Linked DNA regions of Homo sapiens: region 2 is linked to region 1. The links are chromatin loops, found by intact Hi-C in ENCODE. Cell type or tissue: heart right ventricle. All regions are shown on one strand. Links, peaks and the distances in the headings refer to the core of each region. The heading gives the core; the rest is flanking DNA.

The links. Peaks named below come from ENCODE experiments on the same cell type or tissue, not always from the same donor. Only the 100,000 strongest peaks of a DNase experiment are listed, where the experiment ranks them.
Region 2: it touches region 1 in a loop (2.3-fold over the local background); 25 of 110 quality-filtered maps call a loop at or near these places.

Annotation. Positions count from the first base shown.
Region 1 is chr4:76,069,475-76,078,628 of GRCh38, reverse strand. ART3 (ADP-ribosyltransferase 3 (inactive)) reads right to left here and starts at 3,920. Exons shown (of 12, transcript NM_001130016.3): 1 at 3,810-3,920; 2 at 2,671-2,748. The coding sequence starts at 2,739. In heart right ventricle, for the core only: no CTCF peak of the experiment used is centred there; a DNase peak (open chromatin) is centred at 4,018; H3K4me3 peaks cover 2,727 bases; H3K27ac peaks cover 3,139 bases.
Region 2 is chr4:75,890,432-75,899,585 of GRCh38, reverse strand. PPEF2 (protein phosphatase with EF-hand domain 2) reads left to right here. Exons shown (of 17, transcript NM_006239.3): 2 at 3,203-3,315; 3 at 7,608-7,735; 4 at 7,881-7,938. The coding sequence starts at 3,261. Among named protein-coding and RNA genes, the nearest start is that of PPEF2, 7.4 kb to the left of the region's middle. In heart right ventricle, for the core only: a CTCF peak has its summit at 3,663 (motif pointing left); no DNase peak of the experiment used is centred there; H3K27me3 peaks cover 984 bases.

The DNA of each region.
Region 1 (9,154 bases), core at 458-8,457:
GAATTGTGCCAGCTTCAGAAACTATCTTGATTACTAGCCACAGAGAATTCTGCCATGGAAGTCATTAAGACCCCCGTAGTCCTGGGTTTGTAGGTCAGTTTCCTGACATGGGAATTTGAGCTTCAGGAGATCAAATCACTGCCATCTCATAGCCAAGAAATGCACTTTCCTCCACAGCACAGAATGTACCAGAGTGCAGCTTGGGTGCCAATGCCTGATTTATCTTCAAGACTTCAACACCGTATAAGACACCAGACCCTGAAAACACCTCCCACATTCCTTACATTATATCAGAGTTGATCTACTATGTTCCTGTCTTTTCCCTATGCCTCTAACCAGTCTCCAAATGTCTAATTTTAGACATCAAGTCTTTCTGGCCAGACACCATAGCTGATTGTGTATTTTGTATGGTGCGTGCCTTGAGCAGTGACAAAGTTCATAAATGCCACCACTATTCAGGGACAACTGAACAGATACTAAAAAACAGGTACAAAAGGCTAGGTGAACAAGCTGATTATATTTCTCTGATATAACCACCGAGAAAAAAAGCCCATACTAATGAAATTCAATTACCAAAAATTTCTTACAAAAATATGGAAATGACCTAAAGGTCAAGGAGAGAAACTGGCTAAGCAAATCATGAAACAATTACAGAACAAATACACTTAAATTATGTTGCAAGAGTATATTGAAAACCAAATCAAAACCACAATGAAATACCACTTCATATCCTCTACGATGGCTATAAATGATGAAAAACCAAGTAACATGTAACACAAGGATGCAGAGATATTAGAATCCTAATATACTGCTGGTGGGATTGTAATACCATGCAGCTAGTGTGAAAAAGTTTGGCAGTTCCTAAAAAAGTTAACATAAAATTACCGTACAACCCAGCAATTCCACTACTAGGTGTACACCCAAGAGAAGTGAAACATGTTCACAACAATAGGTAATTTTGCTATGAATCATAAATCATAACCCCCAAATTCATTCTTACATATATATTTCCTATATATAAGTAAACTTTACTCTGTAATGCTACCAAATAACCAAATAGTGTTTGTAGTATCTCAATATGTCAAGACTATATGATTAGAAAATTTTTTAAAAAGAAAAATAAAACACATGTTCACATAAAAACTTGTACATAAATGTTCACAACACCACTATTCGTAATAGCCATAAAGTGGAAACAGCCCAAATGTCCATCAGCTGATAAATGGATAAACAAGATGCGGTACGGCCATAAAATAGAATATTACTCGGCTATAAGAAAGAATGAAGTACTGATAGGACTCCTGAGAACATTATGCTAAGTGAAAGAAGCCAGACACAAAAGGTCACATATTGTATGATTCCATTTAGGCGAAATATCCAGAATAGGCAAAACCATAGACACAGAAAGTAGACAGTGGTTGCCAGGGAATGGGGGATGGAGAAAATTGGGGCTGACTGCTAATAAGTACAGGGTTTCTTTTTGGGTTGACGGAAATGTTTTGCAATCAGATAGTGGTGATGGTTGCAGAACATAATGAATATACTGAAACCACTGAAGTATACAGCTAAAAATGGTGAATTTTTATGGTATGTAAATTATATTTCAATAAAAAACATACTGCGACACAGGAAACAGGATACACAATGATTCTATAGAAAATGGATTAGAATATTAAATTCAAAAAAGGATAACAGTTTAAGAATTTAAGATATTTTTAAAAAGGCATCTAAAATGGTGCACAAATACCCACAAGTAATGTGGCAGCTAACAACGTGGGGAAAAAAAATCAAGTGAAATATTATATTTTACATAAAAATATGTTACAGGATGCTTAAAGAGTCAATTGCAAATAAAATCATAAAAGTTCTGCCAGAAAAAAAATGTGGGAAAATGGTCATTAATTAAAAAACATGTAATCAAACAATGCAGCATTATCTTATTTGGAGAAAAACATATATTCAGAATATCTGATGACATGCGTGACATGCAGCATAGTATTAACTTAAAATGCAAAGAAAAAATTCTATGTACAGTGTGAACCCATTTTTGTAAATTAAAAACAGTATACACATAGAAAAAAGCCAAGAAGCCTGTATACACCAACAGGTTGGGAATCATTCCCTCTGAGTGGAGGAATTATGAATAATCTTTACTTTCCTCTTTTTGCTTAATTTTAATTTTTTCAACTTTTTACAGTTAATCTGTCACATATTTAAAATGAAAAGAGCTACTTATAATTAATTTACCTATCCTACCTACTTTCATTTCCACCATCAAGCCACACAGATGCCTCAGGTAATGTTATATCAAGAATTTCCATTCCAGGCCAAGCGCGGTGGCTCACGCCTGTAATCCCAGCACTTTGGGAGGTCGAGGTGGGCGGATCATGAGGTCAGGAGATCGAGACCATCCTGGCTAACATGGTGAAAACCCGTCTCTACCAAAAATACAAAAAATTAGCCAGGCGTGGTGGCAGGCGCCTGTAGTCCTAGCTACTGGGGAGGCTGAGGCAGGAAAATGGCATGAACCTGGGAGGCGGAGCTTGCAGTGAGCCGAAATCGAGCCACTGCACTCCAGCAGTCTGGGCGACAGAGAGAGACTCCGTCTCAAAAAAAAAAAAAAACGAATTTCCATTCCAATGACCACATGCTTCCCATTCCCAACATTACCTGGAAAATGTCCACTAGAATCATGGTTGCCAGCAGCATGGTGACTATTTCAAAATGTCCCGTCTTCATTTTTCTCTTCTAAATTAAAATAAAGAAATTTCAATTCAGTAGACTCAAAAAAGAGGTGTAGGGAAGTAGAATAGGATGACACTGCGTATTTTTTCATTTAGAATGTGAGTGGATAGCATGATGGTCAGGAAGTGATTATCAATAAATTCCTAACGGGCTACAAGAGCCATTAGGCTTTATCTAGTGGTCTAATGCTCTCATTCTACAGACGAGGAAACAAAAACACCTTAGAATTTCAGTGATTTGCTCAAGATTAAATCTGTGCATTTCCATACTCCTCCAGACATGTCATCTCTCCCACCACAGTCACTGGGAGTCATATTTTCTTCCCATCTCTAAATCTCCCCTCAGCGTGCACAGGAAATAACACAATCAGACTAAAAAACAGCAGTCTCAAATTGGTCCCCTAGCTCCCAGTTTCTAAGAATTCCCCAGGAATATGTCCATGCACATTATCCATTCTTCTATCCTCTTTGCACATTGTCATGCCCTTTTGAGTGGGACAGAGGAGATGATGAGGTCAGTAGTGGTACAAAGCAGTGGATTGTCAGAGATGGCCCCCTTCCCCCAAATACAATCAAGAGAAGCCCGAGGGTAAAATAAGTGTCTTACATAACTTTCTGAAGGCGGGAACAAGAATAAGAAGGAACTGGGTAGGCAGCAATTCTAAGATTATACAACTATTGGCCGAATGCCTAATATTCATCCCAGTATTTATGATAATGTAACTCAAATGAAGCTTCTATTTTACCCTACCAATCACCATATTCTGGATTCTAAAAATGAGAATGAACAGCACAGGGGAAGGGAGAAGTCTTCCCTTTTATAGATCATTTTGGCCTCAGTTTCCCATATTTCTTCAGAAGCAGTTTTGTTTTGTTTTTACTAAAAATACTAAAATATAGTACCAACATGCTACTTTGTGTTAAACTTCTCTTTCCAAAAAAGATTTGAATATAAGATGATAGATATCTGTCACAAGGCAATATGTTTTAAGCAAGCTTTGATCAGGATTTTCCTAAAAATTGTTCATTTCTTTAGTCTGAGTGTAAATAAGTCAAAAGGTTTACCTGGCTTTTGTGCCTTTGGAGGAAGTTTAAGTGATGCTAGGCCTCAAACTGACTCCCCACTCTCAGTTGTGGTAAGCAAGTCTTCAGGATGGGATGTTGTTGACAGTGAGAGCTGAGACAGGAATGCTTTTCTTTTTATAAACACCCCCAGCAGTAGCTTGGCAGTGGCACACTACGCTACTTGTGTTCTGCTATTTATATCTGGCCCCCCCACACTATGCCTTGGAATCACTGCTGTTAACACTTTAAATCTCCAAGAGGCTTGTAAAGCCATAGCAATTCCCTTTAGCCACACAGCACATTCAGTTCTGAGCCCACAGTTCTGGGCTTCTCTCAGAGAGAAATGACTTCCCATTCCTAATCCTTTGACACTGAGATATCAAACTAAAGCATGGATTTTACTCTAGGCTAAGTGATTCACATAACTAGGGAAACTTGCTCTGTTAATCACTGGCAATGGTGACAGCTATCACCATTCGCTCAACTAGCTTACTATATTTCAGGTACCTCGTCAGGAGTCGGGATACATAAGCAAGTAAAACAAAGTACTAAAAAGCACTCAAAATCTAATAAAAAACATGAATACGCATACTTAACCAAAATACAACATGTTAAGAATCCCAAGTATAGACAAAGTCCAGTGATAACATTAAGGAGGGAAGGATTTGGTAATGCCTGCAACTACAGCTGTCATTTGAGTAACGCATACATGGTAAATATACTGACTGCAATGCTGAGGAACACTTAGGGTTCACTGACTGTGGATTTAAAAAACACAAAAATGTCCAAAGAAATTCACGCATACATACACCAAAATACATTAATAGAATGTTGATAGTAGCACTATTCATAATAACCCCCAAACTGGAAACCAAATATCCATCAACAGTAGAATGGTTAGACTGTAAGTGAAATTTTATATAGCAATGAAAACGAACAAACTCTGACCATATATAACAATGTGGATAAATCTCACAAACAAAATTTTGAGTAAAAAAAGAGATACAAGCATGTTTATACTGTATGATTTAATTTATATCAAGAACAAAATTAGGCAAAACACTTCCAAGGCATGAGAAGTCAGAATAGTGGTCACCCTGGGTAGTAGCTAGTAACTGGAAAGGGCACAGAGGAGCATCTGAGATGTTAGCTGGGTTCTGCTTTTTGCTATGGATGCCAATTACATTGACAAATTCAGTTTGTGAAAATTCAGTGAGCTATATACTTATGATATGTGTTTTTTTTGTACACACATATATTACTTCAAGAAAACATTTTAAATTATCATGAAATACACCTATATTTACAAAATCCAACTCTACTCTTTAGAATAGAGATATGTTCCAACCTTTTCCCACCTCACTGGCTTGGCAATCCAAGATTAAATACACAGCACAGACTCACTCCCAGAAATAATATGATTTTTTAAAAAGCAGGAGTTTGGTTAGAAAGAAAAAAGAAAGTTTGCATGTCTTCAGGCCTTAGGCTCACAACAACCTGCTTTTAAGTTCCAAGCATGTAGGCCTACAGGAAATGAGGTAGAGAAGTTCTCCTGTCGCTGGCCTCCATTCCTGTTTTGTTCCAGTTTTTAACCAAATTTCTTTCATTCATTCATTGAACAAATATTTGAGTCCTTAAAATGTGCTAGGAACTGTTTTAGGTACTAGAGATATACCAGTGAACGAAATGGATAAATATCTTGCCTTTGTGAAGTTTATATTCTTGTGAGGGAAGGCAGTCAAATAACTAAAATAAGTACGTAAATTATGCAAGTATGTTAGAATGTAGTGAGTGCTATGGTTTTGGCTTTTGTTTATAAGTAGCACAAAGGAGACTAGGAGCGCATGGAGTGTTTGCAATTTAAATTGGATTGTTAGGGAAGACTCACTGAAAGGTGGTATTTGAGCAAAGACTTGAAAGAGATCAGCCATGAAGACTGTGGCAGTCAAACACAGTGAACAGCACGTACTAAAGCCCTGAGACAAGAATATGCCTACTTTTGTTTGAGGAATAGTAAGCAGGCCAATATGGTTGGAACATTAGAGTAGTACAAGATAAGGTCAGAGATGTAAGGGGGTGGTGGGAAGACCATGTCAATCTCTGCAGGCCACTGTAAGAACACTGGCTTTCACTCTAAGAGAAAAGGAGCAAATCACAGGTTTTAAAAAGAGGTATAACATGATCTGATTTATTTTTTAAGAGGATCACTCTGGCTGTTATGCTGAGAATGGTCTGTAGGGTGAATGTAAGAAGACTAAATGACAGGTTATTATAATAATGCAAGCAGAGATTATGGTGGCTTGAATCAGGAAGGCAGCATTAAACGTAATGAGAAGTAGATGTGTGTGTATGTGTGTTGTTGCTGTTGCTGAGGTGGTATGAAGTGGATGTCTGAGTGTATGTTTATGTTGTTGCTTTGTTGTTTCTTTGGTTGTTAGAAACAGGCCATTTTTATTTGAGCCTGTTAAAAATCCGACTTTTGTAGATTAGACACAGTATTTCCTGATACGATAAGGAAAAGCATTTGTGGGTTCTAAAAGTCTACTGTATTTTCAAAAATGTAATAACTCACAAAAAAGTAAATGGAAATGATCTATAAAGATATCAATTTATTATACAGTTAAAGTGTTTGTAATCTCAGAGATTTGGAAGCCAGGGCAGGAGGATGGCTTGAAGCCAGGAGTCCTAGCCTGGGCAACACAGGGAGACCTTGTCTCTACAAAAAAATTTTAAAAATTAGCCAGGTGCAGTGGCACATGTCGGTAGTCCTAGCTACTTGGGAGGCTAAGACAGGAAGATCTCTTGAGCCCAGGAGTTGCAGATTACAGTGAGCTATGATGGTGCCACTGCACCCCAGCCTGGTCAACAGAGTAAGACCCTGTCTCAAAAACAAAAACAAAAACAAAAAAAAATGTTTAGACTTAAATGCAGGATATAATTTGAAGATTGAGGCAATAGGATGTACTGACAAACTAGATGTGGGCTGCAAGAAAAAGAGGGGAGTAAAGAATAGTTCCAAGATTTTTAGCTTGAATAGCTGGAAGGATGGAGTTGTCATTGATTGACATGGAGAAGACCGTGTGTGGAAAAAGTATCCTGGAACTCAAGTGAAGAAAATACTTACAAAAGAAAGGAAAGATCAAATGTGTTAAAAGCTTCTGATAGGTCAAGTAAGATGAGGACTGAGAACTGACCATTGGATTTAGCAATGTGGAGGATATTGAAAGTTTTGTTTAAGAGCAGGTCTGATAGAAGAGTGGAGATGAAAGCCTGGTTAGAATGGCCTAAGAAAGAATGAAAAGAGGAATTGGAGACATTGGAGATGGTTAATATCTTCAACTCTTTCAAGGAGTTTTTCTATAAAGGACATAAAAGGAATGAGGCAGTATAGCTTGATGGTGGGACCAGGGAAAAGGTAAAGAAGAGAGTCCAAGAATTTTTTTTTTTTTTTTGAGATGGAGTCTCGCTCTGTCACACAGGCTGGAGTGCAGTGGCACGATCTCAGCTCACTGCAGCCTCCGCCTCCCTATCTCGGCTCACTGCAGCCTCTGCCTCCCCAGTTCAAGCGATTCTCCTGCCTCAGATTCCAGAGTAGCTGCCCACTACCAAGCCTGGCTAATTTTTGTATTTTTACTAGAGACGGGGTTTCACCATGTTGGCCAGGCTGGTCTTGAATTCTTGGCCTCAAATGATCCGCCTGCCTTGGCCTTCCAAAGTGCTGAGATTATAGGCATGAGCCACTGTGCTTGGTCAGAAATATTTTTAAAGACAGAAAAAAACCAGCATGTTGGATATGATCTAGTAGATAGAGGAAAAAACTAATAATATAGCAAAGAGAGGGTAGAATGATTGGGTCAATCTTCTTGAGTAGGCAAAAGGGGATGAGACATAGCATACAAGCAGATGAGGTGGCCTTAGATAAGAGCAGGAGAGGTTCATCTAATATGAACAGGAGGAAAGGCACAGTATATTGGCAGATGCTGGAAAGAAGTGGGTTGCAATAAAAATTCTTTTCTACTTGCTTCAATTTTCTCAAAAAAGTAGTAACAAAAGATGATGGTTTAAGTGACAGAGACTTGAAGAAATTGGAGAAAGAATGAAATAGTCATCTAGAAAAGGAGAAGAGTGAATGCCTTATGATTGCTGGGCTGCATTAAGGGGCTACCTGAATTTAAAATGAAATCACTTAAGATGGTTGTATTTTTCTCCAGCTACGTTCAGTTCCATGGTAGATGCAGACTAAGCTAAATTGGATTGAATAAAGACTGTAGCTTTTTCAAGCAAGGATAAAATGATTATTTTATTGAATGATTACGGGCAAAAGATCTGAACTGACACTTCACAAAGGAAGATATATAAATGACAAACAAGTAGAAAACGATGTTCAACATTATTAGCATCAGGTAAATGCAAATTAAAACCACTATACATCCACTAGAATGGCTAAAATTAAAGACTAACAACATAAAATGTTGATGAGAATATGGAGCTACTGAAACTTTCATACATTACTGATGGGAATGCAAGATGATACAGCTATTTTTTAAACAATTTGGCAGTTTTCATAAAGTTAAACTTATATATTTACCATATGACCCCGTAATTCTACTTACAGGAATTCATTATACTTAAAAGAACAGGAATTCATTATACTTAAAAGAAATTATTAAAGTGTATGTTCACACCTGTCAAATGTTCACAGCAGGTTGATTCATAATAGTCAAAAGGTAGAAACAACCCAAATGTCATCAACTGGTAAATGGATAAACAAATGAAATAACACTCAGCAATAAAAAGGAACAAATGTCCTCAAAATGTTAAACATAGGGTTACTACATGATCCAGAAATTTCCCCACTCCTAGGCATATATCTTGGGTATATGCCCAAGATCCAGAAATTCCACTCTGAGGCCTACATCTTGGGTATGTTATATGTGCACACAATCACTTGTGCACAAATGTTCATAGCAGTATTATCTATAATATAATATAAATATAAATATATCTATAAATATAATAGTCAAAAAGTGGTCTAGATTTCAGTCCAAATGTCCACCAACTAGTAAATGGATATACAAACTGTGATATACCCACACACTGGAATATTATTCCACAATAAAAAGGAATTAAGGCCGGATGCAGTGGCTCATGCCTGTAATCCCAGGACTTTGGGAGGCCAAGGCAGGCGGATCACTTGAGATCAGGAGTTCGAGACTGGCCTGGCTAACATGGTGAAACCGTGTATCTACTAAAAATACAAAAATTAGCCAAGTGTGGTGGCGCGTGCCTGTAATCCCAGCCATTAGGGAGTCTGAGGCAGGAAAATCGCTTGAACCCGGAAGGTG
Region 2 (9,154 bases), core at 461-8,460, 180 kb after region 1:
CTTTGATAATCCCCAGTATCACAACCTTCAAAAATAGCGGAGGAGAGTGGGGTAGAAATGAGGTAGAGAAAAGAGTAAAAGAAGTGGGATTCGCTCTTGATGTTAAGTCAGTACATCTCACATTACCTCCTGAAGAAGAACTAGAGAAAGTGTCATCTTTGTTGTATAAAAAGAAATATGGCATAATGATCCAGCAATCCCACTACACTTTGGGTGTATATCCAAAGGAAGCAAAATCAGTATTTTGAAGAGACAATTGCATACTCATGTTTATTGTAACATTATTCACAATAGCCAAGACATAGAATCAACCTGTATGCCCATCAGTGGATGAATGGATGAAGAAAATGTAGTATATATGTACAGTGGAATACTATTCAGCCATAAAAAGGATGAAATCCTGTTCTGTGTGACAATATGGGTGAACCTGGAGGACATTATGTTAAGTGAAATAAGCCAGGCACAGAAAGACAAATACTGCGTGATCTCACTCATATGTGGGAGCTAAAAAAGTTGAGATCATGGAAGTTGAGCATAGAGTAATGATTACTAGAGACTGGGGAAAATAGAAGGAAGCAGGAGATGAGGAAAGTTGATTAACAGGTACAATGTTACAGTTAGATAGAAGGAATAAGTTCTGGCACTCCATTGTACAGTACCATGACTATATCTAACAATAATGCATTGTATATTTCAAATAGCTAGAAGAGAGAATTTTGAATGTCCTCATAACAAAGAAATAATAAATGTTTAAGGTGATGGATATGCCAATTACTATGCTTTGATCACACAATGTATACATGTATCAGAATATCACATTGTATCCCATAAATATGTATAATTATTATGTGTCAGCAAAAAATAAATAAGGCATAAAGTTTATTCAGTTAATATTTATGGAATCCCTACTACATGTCAGGCACTGTGCTAAATCCTGGGGATAAAATGATGAATTTGCTTACAGTCTTTCTCTGAAGGAACTCACAGTCTAATAGTAGAGAGATACAAGATTAAAGACTGTAATATGGTATTGCAGTGATGGAAATGTGAACAGGATATTCAGGAGCTCAGAGGAGGAGCAGGTCAAGCTGGCTTCTTTAAGGAAGGTGATACTTAAAGTGAGCCTTTAGCAATGAATAAAGTTAGCCAGCTTAAGAGAAGTGGGATAGAAAGAACATTCCAGGTAAGAGCAGAAACACAGAGGTCATGGTAGTTAAAGCACAGAGTTTGAAGAAAGGAGAGAAGAGAGACGAATGTTGGGAACAAGCCCCCCAAAATCTGGCCGTAAACTGGCCCCAAAACTGGCCATAAACAAAATCTCTGCAGCACTGTGACATGTTCATCATGGCCATAACGCCCATGCTGGAAGGTGGTGGGCTTTCCAGAATGAGGGCAGGGAACATCTGGCCCGCCCAGGGCAGAAAACCGCTTAAAGGCATTCTTAGGCCACAAACAATAGCATGAGTGATCTGTGCCTTAAGGACATGCTCCTGCTGCAGTTAACTAGCCCAACTTATTCCTTTAATTCGGCCCATCCCTTCGTTTCCCATAAGGGATACTTTTAGTTAATCGAATATATACAGAAACAATGCTAATGACTGGCTTGCTGGTAATAAATACGTGGGTAAATCTCTGTTCAGGGCTCTCAGCTCTGAAGGCTGTGAGACACCTGATTTCCCACTTCGCACCTCTATATTTCTGTGTGTGTGTCTTTAATTCCTCTAGCACCGCTGGGTTAGGGTCTCCCTGACTGAGCTGGTCTCGGCAGACGAGGCTTTTGGGGAAGATTTGTTGTTGTTGTTGTTGTTTTAGGCAGAGTCTTGCTCTGTCGCCCAGGCTGGAGTGCAGTGGTTACACATCTTGGCTCACTGCAACCTCTGCCTCCCAGGTTCAAGCCATTCTCCTGCCTCAGCCTCCCAAGTAGCTGGGATTACAAGTGTGCACCACCACACCCAGCTAATTCTTTTGTATTTTTAGGAGAGATGAGGTTTCACCATGTTGGCCAGGCTGGTCTCAAGTGATCAGCCCACCTTGGCCTCCCAAAGTGCTGGGATTACAGACATGAGCCACTGCACATGGCCTGGAAGATGGGTTCTGTTTGGAGTCTGAGACACCCCAATCAAAGTGTTTAGCAGGGAGCTGAATATGTGGGGCTGAAGTTTAGGGATCATCTGGGATGGAGACAGAGATCTAAGAGGTAGGAAGTGATAGCTGAAAATGTGAGAGTTAATTAAACCAGCCAGGGAGCATATACCACGTGAGATCAACAGATATTTGAGACTAGAATGCAAATAAAAATCAACATATAAGGGACAGACAGAGGAAAATGAGCTCAAGAAGCAGAGACAGTAAGTAGTCAGGAAGATGGGAGTAAACATAAGAGTTTAGTATCACAGAAGCTCAAGGTGTAGAATTGAAATAAAGGTGTGGCCTGGCCAGGCGCAGTGGCTCACGCCTGTAATCCCAGCACTTTGGGAGGCCGAGGCAAGCGGATCACAAGGTCAGGAGATAGAGACCATCCTGGCTAACACAGCGAAACCCCGTCTCTACTAAAAATGCAAAAACAAAATTAACCGGGAGGCTGAGGGGGTGAGAATGGCGTGAACCCAGGAGGCGGAGCTCGCAGGGAGCCAAGATTGTGCCACTGCACTACTCCAGCCTGGGTGACAGAGAAAGACTCTGTCTCAAAAAAGAAAGAAAGAAAGAAAGAAAGGTGTGGCCTATGGAGACAGATGGCCTTGCTGTTCTGGCAAGGTAAGGACTGAAAAGATGAAGACATTAGAGGCATCAGGAAAGGCTTTGATCAATAGTGAGGATGAAAAAGGTGATTTTGAGAGGAAGTAAAGAGAAAACTGTAGTCTACCCTTGAGATAAATCTGGATGAGAAGACAAGAGAGGTTGGGTGACAGTTAGAGGAATATAGGAGGTCAAGGGAGGAGGAGGTGGCGGATGAATTGCTTTGAGAATGCAAAATAAGAGATTTCAGTATGTTTCTAGACTGAAAGGAAAAGGCAGTGGAAAGGTTGAAAACGGGAGACCTAGGGAATGACAAATGGAGGGAACTCTCAGGGGAGGAACATCTTGTGCACTTAGACTGGAGAGGTGGAGAGGATACTCTCACATGATTCATAGACAATTTGGCCCACCCGATTTAATACTCTGCCTGCATCTCCTATTACAGATTCTCTCTTCATTTTGTCAGCAAACAGCTCACTGTCCTCTGGATCTGCTGCGTCCTGCAGGAGCATTGCGCTTAAACTATGGGAAGCGGCACCTCCACCCAACATCATTTTGCTTTCCAGAATGCAGAGAGAGGTACGTGTTTCCCACTTTCCAAACCAGCTGTGGGTACCACAAAGCCCATATTGCATGGAGAGGGTTGGGGGTTCTGAGGGTAGAAGCAGAAAAACCCTTAAATTTCTCCTCAGGCCAGCTCTTAGAGGTCAGCTTCTCCTCCTTGTGACATGCCCACCAAAATGTCCAGTTGAAGTATATTTGACAGAATTAACATTCGCTCAGGAAGTTAGTGTTGTCCATTGGGGTTGATCCCAAACTACCCAGGTACAAATGAATGAAATAAGGTTGGGCAAAGAGGGGATGAAACACATTCCAGGCAGAGGGTAGAGCACGTCCAAAGGTCATGAGGTGGGAAGAAGGAAGCATGAGCTCCCTCTAGTGGCCAATCTAACAATTTTTTTTTTAAAACAATAGGCCAGGAGTTGTGGGTCACACCTGTAATCCCAGCACTTTAGAAGGCTGAGATGAGAGAATCTCACCTGGGCCCAGGAGTTTGAAACCAGCCTGGACGACAGATCAAGGATCCTATCTCTACAAAAAAAAAATTTTTTTTTTTTGAGGCGGAGTCTTGCTCTGTCGCCCAGGCTGGAGTGCAGTGGCACGATCTCTACTCACTGCAAACTCCTCTTCCTGGGTTCAAGCGATTCTCCTGCCTCAGCCTCCCGAGTAGCTGGGATTTCAGGCGCCCGCGACCACGCCTGGCTAATTTTTGTGTTTTTTGTAGACACTGGGTTTCACCATGTTGACCAGGCTTGTCTTGAACTCTCACTTCAGGTGATCCGCCTGCCTCGGCTTCCCAAAGTGCTGGGATTACAGGCGTGAGCCACCGTGCCCAACCTAAAAAATTTTTTTTTGTTTTTGAGACCGAGTTTCCCTCTGTGGCCCAGGCTGGATTGCAATGGCACAATCTCGGCTCACTGCAACCTCCGCCTCCTGGGTTCAAGCGATTCTCCTGCCTCAGCCTCCCAAGTAGCTGGGATTACAGGCGGGTGCCACCATGCCCGGCTAATTTTTTGAATTTTTAGTAGAGACGGGGCTTCACCATGTTGACCAGGCTGGTCTCGAACTCCTGACCTCAGGTGATCTGCCCGCCTCGGCCTCCCAAAGTGCTGGGATTACAGAAGTGAGCCACCATGCCCAGCAAAAAAAAAAAAAAAAAAATTAATTAGCTGGGTGTGGTGGCGAGCACCTCTGTAGTCCTAGACACTCAGGAGCCTGAGGTGGGAGGATTGCTTGAGCACAGGAGTTCAAGCCTACAGTGAGCTATGATCATGCCACTGCCCTCCAGCCTGGGTGACCGAGTGAAATCATTTCTAATATGGTAGGGATATCAACTGTGATATAAATTGCAAATATTTTTTCCCAGTTTGTCACTTGTTTGGACCAATTTTGGAATTAGCTTCAGCTCAGGGTTTCCTTATCTTGTGAATAACACGAATTCAACCCACACACGCCACAGGCTGAGACTTTCTATCTCACTGAGTTCTAGGTCAGCTCAGCTCCTGCTACCACAGGGGCCGGTAGGCAGAGATTTATTAGATCACGCAAGGTACAGAAACTTCCCCAGCTCCTGCCTTTTCACAGACAGTCCAGTTACCACTCCCTGCCATGCACAGAACCCAGGAACTCACTCTCATCCCCATACAGGTGTTAAACCCCAGCTCCTGAGACATGTGTCTGGTTGAGATTCCCCTGGGGCCTGCCTGACTTCAGTGCCTCTAACTGCCTTTGGCTATGGGTTCCGTCTTCATTTCTGGCACCCGGAGATCTCCCTTCAATGCTTTTGATTTCAACTATTGGTTAAAAAGAAATTTAGCTTATTTTATGCAGCTTTTCTTAATGTGTTGGAGTGTGAGGGAGTCCTACATCTGCTTAAGCATGCCATTTCTTATTGGAAGTCGATATTAGGCTCTCTATTTTCCTTAAAGGGATGTCATAATTCATTAAGTTTTTATTGCACCTTTTGGCAAGCTTATACTTCCATTACAGAAAGGTACTTCTTCCTAGAGGCATCATTTTTTTCCTTTAAATCAGTGTTGTATATAGAGACATAAATATTCTTGACAAAGATAATAAAAATAAGAGGGTAACCATCAAAAAAATTCTCTGTTCTATCTTTCTTAAATAATTTACCTATTCTCCCATACCCTACTGTGCATTGCCTTGGTTCACAATTTTCTCACAGTGTTGTTATATGTAGAGTTTTTACAGCCCAGGTGTATTTGTAACTTGTACCCTAATAATTTAGTTTACACATGGCCCAAGTAAGAGGGGCCTATACATTTTTGCATTGTGCTATTAAAAATACATGATGGGATAAAGGATATTAAAAGATCCTGCACTTCCCAGAGCCCATCTCAATTGAAAGCAAGCCAGCTCCCCACCACACCCTACCAGATAGTCAACCGGGAGGAAGAAAAAAAGAGGGAGAATGAAAGGTGTTGCCCACTTCTGCTGCCTGAGTAGCCAAAGCAAGACTGAGGATGTAATACGTATGTCTCATCATTGGCAGCACTGGCCATAGAATGCTCAGGGCAAGGTGTTAGCAGACAACATTGATGTCCATGATCTTCTTCAGTGGTCCTTAAACTTTAGCACAAGTATGAATTATGTATGGAGCTTGTTAAACCTTCAGATTCCTTCCTGGATTCCAGCGGTAGAGATTCTGATGTTACAGGTCCAGGGTGAGGTGTAGCAACCTGCATGTTTACCAGGAATCTCTAAAGAATCTGTAGCACCAGCCCTGGACCTTTCATTCACTATTCTCTTTTGTGTGTGAGTGTGTGTGTGTGTGTGTGTGTCAGAGTCTCTAGCCCAGGCTAAAGTGCAGTGGTACGATCTCGGCTCACTGCAACCTCTGCCTCCCAGGTTCAAATGATTCTCCTACCTCAGGCTCCCAAGTAGCTGGGATTACAGATGCCTGCCACCATGCCCAGCTAATTTTTGTATTTTTAGTAGAGATGAGGTTTCACCATATTGGCCAGGCTGGTCTTGAACTCCTCACCTCAGGTGATCCACCAGCCTCAGCCTCCCAAAGTGTTAGGATTATAGGTGTGAGCCACCACGCCCAGCCTCATTCACTATTCTGAACATGGTTTTACAGAAGTCAGTCAGTGGGGTTCAACCTCATCGCTTACTATTTAGTGAGTGCCTTTGAGAAATACTAGTAGTATGAATTTTTTTCATAGGAAATCAAATTTATCTTTGTTTAAGTTCCTCCCAGCTTCTCTTTTCCCATGTCACCATCATCTTTCCTCTTAGGGAAATCAGCAAGAATTCTATTATCTGTCTAATGCAAACGAAACATATTAAATCAATCTGTCTACTCTTTATGAGGTTGACCTGAGTCAGCCTGCAGGATTTCTAATCCAGCCTGCAGGATTTCTAATCCAGCTTTATCCACAAATAGTCCATTCATCACCAGCAGTGTATCTAAGCCTTGGAGCTTAAAAAGAATCTAGTTATGTGGACAGCTGTTCCCTTCTCTGGCAACAATACTTGACCACACAGGTCCTAAACCTTATATAAAGAATGAAACTCCACACCCTAACCTGCCCTACCTGGTCACCTAGCACAGGTCCTGGCAAAAATGAGAGGCCCAGTGGCCATGTGGGGGACTGCATGGTCAGTGCTGTCTATCTTATGACGGGGGTGCTTAAAGCCTGTAGGGATATCATGGAACTGGGGATGGCAAGCATGGGAGCTGGGACACAGTTGCTACCCCCTGACATCGTATGATGCATTCATTTGAGTATTCGTTTATTGTTTGCTTTTCCTAGTCTTCATCTGGCCCCGCCCCTTTTCCAGATGAGGACATTGAGGCCCCAGATGACTTGTCTGAAACCACAGAGCTTGTCAGGGCAGTTCTAGGTCTAGATCCCAGGTGTCCTGACATCCAGTCTATTGTCACAATATCAAAATGTCCACCCCACCCCCGCATTATAACCTGTCAGGGATGCTGCATCCTTGCAATCTCATGAGTTTACATCTCCTTCTCGGAATCCTGGCAGTCCAACCTTTTCATCCCTATACAGAAATGTTTTCATCAATACATGGGAATTCTAATCAACCTACAGTGATATGAGTATAACCATCAGGCAGGAATGAAGGGGAGGGGCAGGAAATGGGGAAAAGCACTATTGCCAGCAGAAAGGGAAATACTTCCTATGGGCGTCAATGGGTAGTGCTTCTGCTCCATCTTGTCCTCACATATACAGTGGGAGAGGGCTGAGCAGCTTCCTCTCCCTACCCCCAAACCCCTGGCCCAGGGAGTCCGAGCTCACAGGCTTGCTTCTCCATCGGTGTCATAGCCTTCAAGGCAGCAGCCCTGATCCAGAGATGGTACCGGCGCTACGTGGCCCGCCTGGAGATGAGGCGGCGTTGCACCTGGAGCATCTTCCAGTCTATAGAATATGCTGGGCAGCAAGACCAAGTCAAGGTACAATGAGATGTGGGACGGAGCCGCCTCCTGCTCTCCCTTGGGCAGCAGGGCTCGGGTGCTCCTAAAGTGAGGCCAACTGGACTACTTGTGGGTTCTCTTTTCGCTCACCTCTAAAGCCACGTCTCCTTGGGTTCTTCTGCAGCTCCATGACTTCTTCAGCTATCTCATGGATCACTTCATCCCCAGCAGCCACAACGACAGTGAGTATGAACTGCCACATGTCATGTCCTCCTGTCGCAAGGCCATAGATTACACGGTGAGGTGGGGGATGCACAGGGAGTGAAACCGTGAATCTGGTGACAGCCAGGGAATAAGCAAGGGGCTGAGGAGTAAATGGCAGACTGGGGTTTTATGCCAGGTTCTCCTGAACACACACCTGGAGACAAGAGTTTGGACGCAAGGAATTCATTTATTAAGTTCAAGAAACCCTGGGGGTGGGAGGGAGTGGGGAAGGGATTCAGGAAAGGAATCGCAGCCAGTCCAGCAACTCAGTGTGCCTAGGAAACAGTGCAAAACGCAAGCCTCAGAATTATACCCCCTGCAGGCAAAGGGAACTGGAGTTTTTCTGTGTCAACTCCAGGAGTCATTGGTTGAAAGCGGCTGGGGAGGTGGGAGAGAAGTATAGGAAGGAGGCTTTTTCTTTTCTTTTCTTTTCTTTTTTTTTTTTGAGACAGAGTCTCGTTCTGTGACCCAGGCTGGAGTGCAGTGGCATGATCTTGGCTCACTGCAACCTCTACCTCCCGGGTTCAAGTGATTGAACCTCAGATACCCAAGTAGCTGGGATTACAGGTGTGCACCAACACACCTGGCTGATTTTTTATATGTTTAGTAGAGATGGGCTTTCACCATGTTAACCAGGCTGGTCTTGAACTCCTGGCCTCAAGCGATCCACCTGCCTCGGCCTCCCAAAGTGCTGGCATTACAAGCGTGAACCACTGAGCCAAGCCAGGAGGTTGTTAATTCCATAGCATTTCTGGCCTGCCATCCGGATCCAGGAAATAAGTCCTCAGTCTGGAGATGCCAATGCTGGCAGCTGGAAGCTGCTGGAAGGCACTGCCAGGTCTGATGCACCTGTTGCGCTCACTAAATGCAACATAAATACCTGTGATTTTTCCACACTGGCTTTCCCCTTTCCTTCTGCTTGCAAATCCAGGTCCCTAAATTTCTGTACTCTCTAAGTCTGACAAATCTTGATCTTTTAGAATAAAAGTAGAAAGCATGACTTTTTCCTCCTGCCCATCCTAGACTGTTGTCACTTTCTCCTTCCTTTTTCCTCTTCTGTGCTGGAGCTGAAGCTGAAGCCAGATTAACCATGTCCTGCTTCAATAGTCCAGGGAAGGACTTTTTTTTTTTTTTTTTGAGACAGGGTCTCACTCTATCGTTCAGGCTGGAGTGCAGTAGTATCATCTCTGCTCA